Regions from separate parts of the Homo sapiens genome. Here all the other regions are linked to region 2. Evidence: chromatin contacts called from ENCODE Hi-C data. All regions are on one chromosome and are shown on one strand. Each heading gives the region's core, a stretch centred on a gene start or an enhancer-like site at or near the end of the contact. The rest is flanking DNA. Distances are from core to core; before and after follow the strand shown. Region 1 holds the start of TRAPPC11 (trafficking protein particle complex subunit 11). Region 2 holds the start of SPATA4 (spermatogenesis associated 4). Region 3 holds the start of ING2-DT (ING2 divergent transcript).

What was found. A loop is a pair of places that touch in the nucleus more often than their neighbours do. Pooled maps may share reads with other maps.
Region 1: a pooled map shows a loop between it and region 2 (11-fold over the local background). The contact joins the promoter of TRAPPC11 here to the promoter of SPATA4 in region 2. A Hi-C loop is called at or near these places in 5 of 50 pooled maps.
Region 3: a loop to region 2 is called in a map of CD8-positive, alpha-beta T cell, with 12 times the contacts of the local background. The contact joins the promoter of ING2-DT here to the promoter of SPATA4 in region 2. A Hi-C loop is called at or near these places in 3 of 168 maps with a recorded cell type or tissue (CD4-positive, alpha-beta memory T cell, CD8-positive, alpha-beta T cell and naive thymus-derived CD4-positive, alpha-beta T cell) and 8 of 50 pooled maps.

The regions. Positions count from the first base shown.
Region 1 is chr4:183,657,007-183,661,506 of GRCh38, reverse strand. TRAPPC11 (trafficking protein particle complex subunit 11) reads right to left here and starts at 2,214. Exons shown (of 30, transcript NM_021942.6): 1 at 2,060-2,214. RWDD4 (RWD domain containing 4) reads left to right here and starts at 2,322. Exons shown (of 8, transcript NM_152682.4): 1 at 2,322-2,578. The coding sequence starts at 2,555. RefSeq lists silencers at 1,903-2,192, 2,563-2,772, 2,587-2,807 and enhancers at 1,539-2,326, 2,283-2,412, 2,327-3,115.
Region 2 is chr4:176,192,942-176,197,232 of GRCh38, reverse strand. SPATA4 (spermatogenesis associated 4) reads left to right here and starts at 1,648. Exons shown (of 6, transcript NM_144644.4): 1 at 1,648-1,888; 2 at 3,651-3,780; 3 at 4,157-4,275. The coding sequence starts at 1,671.
Region 3 is chr4:183,501,651-183,505,849 of GRCh38, reverse strand. It overlaps ING2-DT (ING2 divergent transcript), which reads left to right and starts at 1,335. Exons shown (of 3, transcript NR_033995.2): 1 at 1,335-1,674. It overlaps ING2 (inhibitor of growth family member 2), which reads right to left and starts at 792. Exons shown (of 2, transcript NM_001564.4): 1 at 483-792. The coding sequence starts at 654. RefSeq lists silencers at 1-450, 671-1,710.

The sequences.
Region 1 (4,500 bases), core at 965-3,464, 7.5 Mb before region 2:
CCAGCTACTCGGGAGGCTGAGGCAGGAGAATGGCGTGAACCCGGGAGGCGGAGCTTGCAGTGAGCGGAGATCGCGCCACTGCACTCCAGCCTGGGCGACAGAGCGAGGAGACTCCGTCTCAAAAAAAAAAAAAAAAAAAAAAAAAGGTAATCTACACCAGTATACCAGTATATTATGGAGAAGTCTAACACAATCTTTGTGAAAAGTGAGGCACACTTAGGCTAATACCTAATCCCCAAAACATGGAATATTTTCAACTGAAAGGTTAATTTAGGAAAGACTATTAGTCTTCTCATGTTTACATACTGAAAGAACAACAGGTATTCAATAAATGATTTGCAAAGCTTGCCAGAAATGTCTACAACAGATTGTTTTAGAATTGTTTAAATATTTTTAGGACAGGATTAAGTTATGAGGGCAAAGGATTGCATGTTCAGAGAAAGAAACAGTCTAGTTCTGGGTAATGTAGGAATGAAAATTAAAAAGGGGTGACCAGGCTGGGTACAGCGGCTCACGCCTGTAATCCCAGCACTTTGGGAGGCCAAGGCGGGCGATTCACGAGGTCAACGGTTCAAAACCAGCCTGGCCAATAGGGTGAAACCCCGTCTCTACTAAAAATACAAAAATTAGCCGGGCATGGTGATGCGTGCCTATAGTCCCAGCTACTCGGGAGGCTGAGGCAGGAGAATGGCTTGAACCCGGGAGGCGGAGATTTCAGTGAGCCGAGATCGCACCACTGCACTCCAGCCTGGGCAACAGAGCAAGACTCCGTCTCAACAACAACAACAAAAAACAAGTGACCAAAATACAATACGGGCCCCTTTGCTTAATATGAACGAGTCTAGACTAGAGGCCATTTCCTGTAATAACTCCAGAGGCCCAAAAGACATAGCTGTGGTCTTTAAATATGGAGTTGAAATAAGAGGAACTAAAAATGACTGTCATCCAATAGAAATACAAGTCACATAAATAAATTAAAAATTTCTAGCAGTCATATTAAAAAGTAAAACGTGGATGGAATTCATTTTAATATTCAATTTAACGCAGTACAGTATGTCCAAAATATTATCATACTGACAATAATATAAAAGTTATTAATGACATATTTTACCTTTTTTTGTACTGAGTCTTCAAAATCTGGTGTGTATTTCACACTCACAGCACATCTCAATTCAGACTAGCCTATTTCAAATGCCTGATGTAGCTACTGGCTACAGAACTGGACAGCAGAGATCTAAATTATGGGAAATGTGTCCCAAAATTGCTGCACGAAAATTGTATCAGAAAGTCTTGCCACATTCTCCTATGTCACCTGAAATGGTCGTGCTTATTCTGCAGCAAAGGAATTTGAATGAGAACCCCGATAACGCACAGGCGCAGATCGAATGGATTTCAATGACAGGCTGGAAGGAGAAATTTTCAGATATCCAATGGAGCAACCAACGAAACTATACACGAAAGGAGGCGCAGCTATAGAAGGTGAATAATGGATGGGAGATCAAGTAATGCAAGGGAAGTAAACTGGAAACTAGCGTGAAAGATAAGAAAGGTGACCCAATCAAATTGGCAACTAAAAAAACCCCAAAACCTAATGTGGTTACTTTTTTTTTCTTTTAACTAACTGGAAGTTCAGGGTGTTAGGACACAAGGCTGCTAAGAATGGGATTCAGAGATGTTCAACTACAAAACGAACAAAAGAGGAACGACAGTGTGGGGACGAAATGATGTTTCGATGTTAAAGATGAGAAGCAACAATCCAACGTAGGAGAAACACCGTCCCCATGGTCCCAGTATCTGTTCTGGTAGCTCCAGTGAGGAAAGGTAGAGAAATAACCTTGCAGTCCCTAAAGGCAGATATCTTCCTCCTCTTATTCCCCCGTCTTAAACCTGGGAGGCCCTAGAAACGGGTGCGTCTTTCCTCGGGTCTAAAAGAGAAGTGCCAGGATTGCACCCGTCGATGGGATTGCAAAACGCAGGCCCCCAAACCAGCATTGTTAAGAGCTAGCTCTCTTCCTCGGCGGTCCCGCCTGGCCCCGCGGGTCTCCGGGCCCGGACTCACCCAGGCCCCACGCCCCGGGCCCGCTGCAGCTGAGGCCGGTCGCCGCCAGCCGGGAGAAGACGAGGGGAGGCGGGGGGATGTCACAGAACGCCGTGGCCCGTCCCCACCGCCGCAGCCCCACAGCCAGTTCCAACAGGCGAGACTTCCCTGTACCCACCTCCCCCGGCACAGGAAGCACTTTCTGGGCCTGAGTGACCGCGCTCTACACCAATCGCTGTCCCGGAACTTTACGCCGCTCCTCCAAGCGTCAGGGAGACGCTGCACTTCCCAGGCCCCACCAGCCGCGGCTCCGGCTCGTAGCCCACAGCCCACTGCCGGCGGCTGGGCGCTGCCGAGGCTCGGGGCGCGCGCAGTTGGCGTCTGCCAGTGCCAAGACTGTGCCGCCCCCACAGCCGAGGCGCGAAAGGGGGACGCCCGGCCTCTGGGCCGCTGCCTTCGCTTTCTCTTCGTTGTTGCGAACGCCGTCCGCTCAGGAGGCGCCCCGCGACCGGCGCGATGAGTGCCAACGAGGACCAGGAGGTGAGCCCCCCGGCTCAGGGCCCTCTCCCAGCGCGGGCGCGGCGCGCAGCCCCGGGCCCCCGTGAGACCTGGTGCCCGGACAGCCTGCCCGGCACGTGCCCTGTGCCCTCGGAGCCGGCCGGGGTGCCCCGAGTTCACCGGCGTCCCACCCAAGCGCGCGTGAATGGCCAGGAGTCCGCCTCTGCCACTCTTCCCCCCTCATTTTTCATTTTTGCAAATCCGGGAGTCTCCCCTGGTTACTTAATAACAGGGATGAGCGTCCTTGGTGCACGATCCAGTGCTCTTGGCTCTCCTTGAATCCCATGTGTTCAGTGCCTGTTTACTGAGTTAGGCTGATCACCTTTAAATTTTAGTCTGGTCATCTTTAAATCTCTTGGCTAGTAGAGGGCTAATTGAGTTAGTTACATTTCTCATGGAAGAAAATGACACTGGTGGTGCATCTGAGTTTCTGTCCATATTGTTTGGGGAAATCTTTTACCCATCTGTCTGTTTTGAGCATTCATGTACCACCTGAATTTATGGTTTATGCTCAAATATTTCCTTGTGAGATGCCATTTTGACATTGAATCATATAATATTAGAGTTGGGGGGTGGGTGCTACGGGCCATCTGTAGGGGAACCTTCTAACTTTGATAGGTGGGTCGATGATAGCCGCAGGGCTGCACAGTAAGTACGTGGTAGAATCGGGACTAGAAACCAGGTCTTATTGGGTGGTAGATAAGTTCACTGTTAATTTAAAGTATAATGCTTGAAACTTACTACTTTTACATGATAAATGTAATAGAATCTCTGGATTGGAAGTTAACCTTTAAAGGACCCAAAGTCCAACAAGCTAGCTAGTTGATATCTGAATCTCTTCTAAAATATTCTTGCCGGGTGAATTTCTAAGTGAATGCGTTAATAGCTTCTTCTCCCTGCAAAGCAAAGAACATACAGTGTAATGTTTCTCAGAGTTGGACCATAGTCCCCTACCTTAGAACCATTTAGATGGTTGCTAGAAAACAGATGCGTGCACTCCACCCCAGACCTACTGAATCAGAATTTCTGTGGTGGGCCCAGGAATCTCCAGTTTAACAAGAAAATTTCATTCTTCTTTCAGATGACCGATGTTCTGATCTTTGAAGATAGTTTCCTGCCCAGTTTCTCAGACCTTCTCTGAGGAAGTGGTTCCTTTTAGCTTGTCTTCATATATCCATTCTTTGTTAATCTCTTCACTATCCTGGAATCACGTGTTTGTGGACAGATTTTAATTTTTTAAATGTCCTGTTTCAAAATTGTGGCATCTTGCTGTTTTGTCTAGTTAAATTTACTGTCAACTGAAATCTTTTAAGTGCTTTATACAAAGCAATTTGTCTTTCATCTTCAACTTCTACATTTAGGTATCTGAGTATTGATACAAGTTCTACTTACCCTGCTAAATTTCATCATTAGCTTGCTTTTCAAAGACTTTTTGGATTCTTATTCAGCCATCAGCATTATTCACTGTCCCAACAAATTGTCATCCACAAATTTAATAAACTTGCCTCCTATTTTTGTACCTGTCCAAGTCATAAATTAAAATATGGGAAAGGATTAGGGACAGAAGGAGTAGTACTATATCTTGAGTAAGGTTTTTGTTCCAATCTAATCTTAGTTATTCTTGAATCCGGCTTGAATTTCTGTATTTTGTTTTTTTTTGTTTTTTCTGTAAAGGTAGCAAGAGAAACCTGTGGAGCCTGGCTGAAATCTATATAGTCGGTGTTTTATGCCTTTCTTCATTGTGCCAATCAAGTTTCCCTATCTAAGAAGGGTATATCTTGTTTTTCATATACTTACTAGGTCTTAGGGTCTACTCCTTAATGTCCCAGTTCCTCACACACTGTTTCTTCAACAATGTCTTTTTGCTGTTGTTGTTGCTATTTTTGAGACGGAGCCTCGCTCTG
Region 2 (4,291 bases), core at 399-2,898:
TTAAAATACCACCTTCTAAGATCCAAATTAATGGTCATCTCTTTTGAGAGGACTTCTTACACTCTCCCAGGCCAAAGTATTTGCTTCCTTTCTGGTGCTAACATATTTTTACCATGGCAGAGCTTTTCAGTGTATGTAATCTTTTCACTGATATTTCTATCTCTGAATCTCTTATAAATGATCTGCCGCACAGAGCTGTCCAATCGAAATTCCTGTAGTGATGGAACAGTGCTGTGTCTGTCCTACCCAACATGGCAGCCACTAGCTACATATGGCTATTGAGCAGGTAAAATGTAGCCAGTGGAACTGAGTTTATTTAAATTTAAGTTTAAATAGCCACATGTGGCTAGTGGCTACCATATTGGATGGTAAAGATCTAGCACATACTCCAGGATAGTTCCTCAGAAAAGGTTTACAGAATGAATGAATCATTCATTAAAACTTTTTTAGCCTAACAGAAAACACTTACATAGCTTCAGTTTTGGTTTTCTTTTTTAACCACATACAGAATACACTGGTTTACTTTATTAATAAGCATGTATATGAATAAACATTAAAAATATTACATAGTATCATTATCAAGATCTATCCCATATTTTACCATGTGTATGTATCCACAGGGCCTGTCACCTGGCTCTCTGCAGCCTCAAGTTCCTGAGCTCAAGCAATCCTCCCACCTCAGCATCTGGAGTACTTGAGAGTACAGGTGTGCACCACCACACCCAGCTATTTTGTTTGTTTGTTTGTTTTGTAGCGAAAGTCTCTCCACCTTGTGTTGCCCAGGCTGGTCTTGAACTCCTGAGCTCAAACGATCCTCCCGCCTCCACCACCCAAAGTGCTGGGATTACAGGCATGACCCACTGTGCCCTGCCAAGCAAAAAAAAACAAAAAACAAAAAACAAAAAACAAAAAACTGTGGCTGTAAAAATTTTTAATGGATTTTAATAATTAAGCTTACATATTTATAATTGCCTATGCCAACTTTGCAGTTGTTTTCATTGTGTTCAGATAGATCCCAAGTGACTAGATGAATGCGTGGCACATAATATGGACTCAATACATATTTGTTGAATTAATGAAGGAATTATGCCTACTAGGAGATTTTAATTAAGTGTGAAAATCTAACCTACACATCGTTTTCAAATATTAATGTTTACAAATACTTAATGCAATAATTAAGGAAATAGTTATGTTAAATTTTGTGGACATTCATTTCCATTTCAAAGATTTTTTTCCCCCATCTCTTCCAATTCCCAAACAAAAACTGTCCTTGGCCTCTGGAGTCTTCTCACACCACTCCTCAAACTAGACGACTGAAAATAGGCCTTTGGCTGGGCAGAAACCAACAATATTTAAAATACAAAACTTATGAACGATGACATAAGAAAAAAAAAGCTCTAAATAGGTTAACAGTGAGGCCAACTAAATCTGAGACTGAAAGCGCTCCCCAGACCGCAGCCACACCACTGGGACCCCAGCTTTGCCTCCCTCGATACCCGGCCCCGCGGTCCAAAATCTGAGTAAAGCGGAAGTACGGGCGGCTGCTGCGGCGCTTGCGCAGGCGCTGAGGTCTCGCCCCATAAGACTCCGCCCCGCCCCACGAGACCGCGCCGCCAGCAATAAGGCCCAGCCCCGCCTTCTGCTGTTGCCGCAGCAACCCAGAAAGCGTCATGGCTGCCGCCGGCCAGGAAAAAGGGTATTTGACACAGACTGCGGCAGCCCTAGACAAGTCACCGTCACTTTCGCCACAGCTAGCAGCTCCCATCCGAGGGAGGCCTAAGAAGTGTCTGGTCTATCCGCATGCGCCGAAGAGCTCCCGCTTGTCTCGTTCCGTTCTGCGTTGGCTTCAGGGTCTGGATCTCAGCTTCTTCCCCAGGAACATCAACAGGTGCTTGAGTAAGCCAGTCCTAGGCCCCCCCGGTGGGCGCCCCGCCTGCTTTCCGCCGCCTGCCAGGCCTCAGATTGCCTACCCTGGCCTGGCTTATGTTTCAAATCAAGACCCCCCCACCCACGTACACACACGAAAACACTATTAGGGAACAAGGCTTTAACAAAATACCACGATACATCTTGTTTATTCAATTAATCAACCAATCATTAAATTGTGGACAATATAGAATGCTTTGGTGACTACAAAAATATTAAAATAGTCAAAGCTTTTTCTTTAGTGATATTGGGCATTAATACTGGTAAGGACGGCCGGGCACAGTTGCTCATGCCTGTAATCCCAGCATTTTGGGAGCCGAGGCAGGCGGATCACCTGAGGTCAGGAGTTGAGTAACAGCCTGACCAACACGGTGAAACCCCGTCTCTACTAAAAAATACAAAAAATTAGCCCAGTGTGGTGGCGGGTGCCTGTAATCCCAGCTACTGGGGAGGCTGCAGGCAGGAGAATGCTTGAACCCGGGAGGCGGAGGTTGCTGTGAGTCGAGATTATGCCGCTGCACTCCAGCCTAGGTGGCAGGGTAAGACTCTGTCTCAAAAAAAAAAAAAAAAAAAAAAAAAAAAAATACTGGTAAGGATCAGTTTACCCTTTGTCGGAGATGGCATCTAGTTTGAGAGTTACCAACAAGTTTTTAAAGTTGCTGCTTAATTGTAGGCACTTTGTATGTAACTGGCAGCTAATATTTGCTCTGGGAATGCAAACTAAATTCTATAAAAAGGCAATGAATCTTTTGCAGAACTCTGGTTTAAAGTAGTCTCTCCTTATCAGAGAGGCATAGGTTCCAAGATCCCCAGTGGATGGCAACTGTGGATACTACAGAACCCTCTGTCAGAACACATTTCTGTTTATGTCTTCCATCCACAAATTTAATGCCTTTTTAAAAATCTTAACTAAGCACTTATCACACACTGTGGCTGAAAGTTTTTCAGTTTGAGGTGTGATGCCGAAACTATCAAGAATTTCTTTTTCTTCATATTTCAGGAATATGATTCATTCCTACCATTGTAACCATTCTTACAACTTTCTATTAAGTCAAGAACTTTCATCTTTTCACCTAAAGGAATAATTTTATGGTTTCTCTCTGGCATATCTGAATCACCAGCATCACTGCTCTTGCACTTTGCACACAAGCGCACCACACTGTACAGTTGATCTGATGACTAAAAGGTGACTGATGTCTACAACGTGGAGACTCTGGACAAAGGGAGGACTCACATCCTAGGCAACACAGAGCAGGCAGGGAGGTTTCATCAGACTGCCCAGAACAGAGTACAATTTAAAAGTTACAAATTATTTCTTGAATTTTCCATTTAATATTTTCCGACTGTGATTGACCCAAGGTAACTGAAACTGCAGAAAGCAAAACTGCAGATAAGCGGGGGACTAGTTTACTAATTTGTCTTCAGTATTACTTACAACCATGCCTCTGAAATTTTAAAGTGCATATGAATCACCTGGGGATCTTCTTGAAATGCGGATTCAATACAAATTAACAGTTTGGGTTCATCAAAAGAACACCAAAGCCTTTGAAACGTAGATAATCTTAGCAAAATTCCACAGTAGGTTCTCCTTAGAGCAACGATCCAACAACACTCACTTTACAAGATACTTTTAGTATGGAATATTAGACTAGTATTAATTATAAAATAATACAAACTGCATAATTAACTACACTTTATTTCATTTCCTAATTGCCACGGATCAGAGATTTTTCAAATGGCTTCCTAATTGCAGAAATATTCTGTATATATTACCCCTGGGAACTTGAATTATCATCCTTTGAAAACGGGACCTCTTTAAAAGTCAAGTTGGATAACTGGGCACAGTTGGAGAAGGTACGTTAGCAGTCATTTACACTTTTAACTGTTAAGATGTTTGTTTTAAAGTGTGCCATGCTAATTTCCTGGATCTCTACGTGTATGTGTGTGACTGTGTGATACTGAGTTGGCAGCTTGTTCCTGTGTATTACAAAGTTTATTAAATTCCAACTGTTTATGTCATGAGTCACCTATGAAACTGAGCATAATTATTTCCATTAGCATGATATATACTGATTGGTTTTCCTGCTGAATATTATCTTTTAATAACTAACGTGTTAAACACAAAAATTACTTCATAGGTAAATAAAAGGGAGATTAAAGTGAATTCATAGTACTTGGAGATTTTTATAAAAGTTCTTATGATAAAAACATTTTCTTTCTACTATTAAAGTTCCTGGCAAGAAAAAAATTTAAATTACCTAAAGAACTAATCCATGGAACAATTCATTGTAAAGCTGGAGTGCCTGAAATATTGATAGAAGAGGTTTACACTTTATTAACACATCGAGAGTAAGTTCTTTGTAAT
Region 3 (4,199 bases), core at 86-2,585, 7.3 Mb before region 2:
CTCCGCGGCCTCTCGCCCCCTCCCCCCGCACGTTCCAAAGCACCCGCACTCCGGGGTGGGGGCGAGTGAGGTGGGGAAGCGCGCCCCGCAGACCAGCGGGAGCCCGGCCGCTCACTCCCTCCGACCCTTGCCCGGCTGCAGTCCCGGGCCGGGGCCGCAGGGTCTGCGGCACGGGGCGGGCCAGCGCCTGAACAAATGCTTGCTGCTTAAAATGGCTGATTCCCCTCAGCGGCAGCTGCAGCCGCTGGGTCTGCAGCGGGGGCTGACAAGCGGCCCCCACCCCCACTCTGGGGACCCCAGAGAAGTACTCGCCCACCGCGGGGCCACGGAGGGCCGCCAACCCGGTCTCCAGTCCTCCCAGTCCCGCTCGGCAGACCCTCGGTGCGCTCGGGGAGACTGTCACGGGAGAAAGGGAAGGTGGCACTCCCCCGGACAGGCTCCCCGCCACCGGCTCCCGAGGCCGGCAGCCCCGCGGCTCCTACCTTGATATTTGTTGTCCAGCTCTCGCAGCACAGACACGTTCCTCTGCATGTCGTGGGGCAGCGACTCCACGCACTCAAGGTAGTCCTGCACGTAGCAGGTGAGCAGCCGGCTCCGCTCCCCGGTCAGGAGCGCGGCCGACGAGTACAGTTGCTGCTGCTGCTGCCCTAACATCCTGCCGATCCGCGCCGTCGCCGCCGCCTCCGCATCCAGCAGCCGCACATGCACCGGCCGCGGCCGCCGCGGGCCCTCAGCTCAGCAGCCCGGCGCCGCGGGGACCCCGCAGCCGCTCGAGAGGGCACGGCCGCGCTCCCCGATCTCCACTCCCCCCAGAGCAGCCCTCACTCCCCGCCCCCGCAGCACCAGCCCAGGGGCGGGGCGAAACCGGGGCTCCCTCCTTTCTCCCCTCCCGCTCCAGGACCGGAGCAGTGGGGATCCCCTCGGCGGGGCCGGCGCCGGGGTCCCGGGCGCTGACACTTCCTGTCCCCCTCGGAGTCCCCAGATGCTACGAGTGCCGTCTCGCAGCCCGGATCCCCATGACAAGCCCGTCGCCGCCCGCCTGTCCCCAGTCACCCTCCGTGCCTCACGGAGAGCCTCCCGCTAGCCTGCCCCCGCCCCTCCGCCCGCGGCCGCCTCTGCGCCTGCGCAGCGCTCCCTGCGAATAAGGCCGGGGCCCGCCCCTACCGCCTACCGGAGGGTTCGCATTCTCCCGCCTTCGCTCCGCCGCCCGGGCGATTGGTCTGCCGGCTCTGGGCTAGCGGGGGAGGGTGTGGGGGGCGGCCAAACGGCAGGCCGCGCCCCGCCCCCCTTAAAGGGGAAGCCCGGGGAGCCAGTCTCTGCGCCTCGCGTCTGAATGGGACCCGGGAGGGGAGGCGGCTCGGTCCTTCGTGCCGTCCTCCCCGCTGGGAGGGGCAGCTCCAGCTCCGCTCGGCTCGCTCCGCCCGGCCACACCGGCTTTTTCCCCATCAGGCGGTCCGAGTGCGGCTCCTCGCGAGCCTGCAAAGGAGCAGCAGGCGGTTCCTTTTCGGACGACCTGGAGCGAGGCCTGCGGGACTGCGCGCCCCGGCGGGCGGCGTGCGGCTCCCGGCATGCGCGGCGGCTGCGTTCCCGCCGCCTCCGAGCTCGCCTGGGGCTGCCGCCCGCCTCCTGCCGGGCCCTCGGGCTCGCCCGGCACCGCGGGGCTTGATCAGGGAGGTAGGCGGTGCTCCCTCCGGCCCCCGGCGTCGTGTGCCCTGCGGGTTTCGTGGCCCTTCCCCTACGCTGGAATCTTCTGTGTCATTTAGGGGGAGGGGATGCGGGACGGCATCTGTTTGACAACGCATTGGTCCCACAGACAGCCTTTAAAAACAACTGCTTTTGGGGGGTGTCAGAACATTTAAGCACAGGACGTCGGTGAGGCTTCCTGGCGGAGTGGGGCACACGCCAGCTTTACGGGACTTTTTGCTCAGTCCTGCCCCAGGACTGCAATCGGAGGGGACCTGGGGCATGGAGGAGACGCGAGTGAAAACCTAGTCAGCGGGCGGGCCCTCGGCCCCATAATCTACGTGATCTCCTAGTGGGGTTTAATTTCGGTGTAGTGTAAATGAGATGTCAGGCAGAGGAGCTGATTTTAATTACAGATGGACATTTTTGAAAGAAATGGGTGCAAATAGAATGAATGCATGGATAATTTTAATGGAATGCCTATGTAAACAAGGCCAATTGTGAGTACTACCTTTGAGTTAAAATGTGAGTGAGTGGTGACAAATTTGGATCTTCTTAGATCCAGTTTGCAGCGTTGGTACACCTGAATGGTGACCTATTTAGAGCACTTTTGAAACAGCTGTTAATAGTAACTAGCCTTTGACTTGCAAAGAGAAATCTAGATCTTTATCTAGAGGAAATTTTAAATTTCAAACCAAAATAAAGCACTCCAGGCAATTTGACATCTTGGGACGTCAACTATTTCAAAGGACTGGGAAATTGTCTTGGGTTATTATCCTAGGACACTGAGGTTTGGGCCAGTATTAAGCAACCCAGACAGTACAGTGGATAGTATTTCTGAGAACATTCTGGGATTTTACTGTTCGTGAAATCTTTCGGCCGGGTCTTGTCAAAAAACCGCCACTGTGAAGAACTGAATTTTACTGGTTTTTACTTGAACCCTGCTATTTTTGTTTTCTCACAAGTTTGAATAAGCTGGTCTTTATCAAAGGCGCAAAATAATGTGGGGTGCCTTGTTACAGGTCAGACACCGAATGTACCTATGGATTTTATTCAGTCTGATAAGTGATCTGCAAGTAGATAAGAAATGTGTTTAGAAACTAGAAGGGGAAAAAGGCAAAGATGCAGAATACCTAGAGTACTCCAGAAACAGAGCAAGATGAGAGGAGGGATGAGCATGGGATAGGAGACATTTATAGCATTATTGTCACCTTTTATAATTCTGTTGAACAGGCTGGTAAAAAAGCAAAAACAATCCAAAGAATATTTTAGCTGGTACTGATCTAAAACTGTAAAACACTGTAATATGATAATATATGTATATGTATGAATTATTTTAGGCATGCTTTTCTTGCTATATTTATTTTAAGAGATTAATCTACGGCTTATTCTTGCCACCCCCAAAAAAAATCGCCACAAACCCTAAACCCAACTCTTGACCTTGGTTATTGAGCGCTGTCCTTCCCTTCTGAGTGGTCACTTAACTGGAAATATGGGGCCTCTTCAGATTGAATTTCTTGTCTTCTAAATGCAAAATTTAAAATCTCCCGTTCTCAGCAACTAGAAATTAATTTATGGTATTTAATCCTGTGAATAAAGCAAAAAGGCATTTTATTTGCTCTACAGTGTATTATCTACCATAAAGCAACCCTAAAAAAAAGATAAGTAACTGATCTCCCCAAATTAGTCTGGGATTACCTTGAATTTCTAAGTCTGACTTTAAGAGGTCCCTGGCAGGAAATGTGTACGCCTCCGTACCTGTCTCTTGGGGAGAGCAACAACTTCAAACTGGTTGAAAACAAACTGGCAAGTAATGGTGAAAGATTCCTAAAGATGCCTGCTGAGAAAATTCAGCTTCTGTTTGAGTCAGATCAAATAAATGAAATCCTTTTCTTTTTTCTACTTTTTAATATTTTTAAACTTTTATGGAAATTTTCAAAGGCAAAAGTAATACTACAATAAATCCTTATATACCGTCTACCCAGCTTCAACATTTAGCAACATATGGCTAAGATTATTTAATCTATAGCCCTTCACATTCCCTCACTCTTGCTGGATTTTTATCATTTTATCTGTAAATACTTTAAATATGAATAATATGAATAGGTAAAATATAATAGTTGTTTTTTGTTTGTTTGTTTTTGAGACTGAGACTTGCTTTTGTCGCCCAGGCTGGAGTGCAATGGGGCGATCTTGGCTCTTTGCAACCTCCGCCTCCCAGGTTCAAGCGATTCTCCTGCTTCAGCCTCCCAAGTAGCTGAGATTACAGGTATGTGTCACCATGCCCAGCTAATTTTTGTATTTTTAGTAGAGAGGGGGTTTCACCATGTTGGTTAAAGCTGGTGTGGAACTCCTGACCTCCAGAGATCCGCCCGCCTTGGCCTGCCAAAGTGCTGGGATTACAGACGTGAGCCACCATGCCTGGCCAAGATAACAGTTTTTTAAGCATATCCGTAATACCATGTATTCTGCCTCCCCAAATTTTCTTACTATCATTTAATAACTACACAATTCAA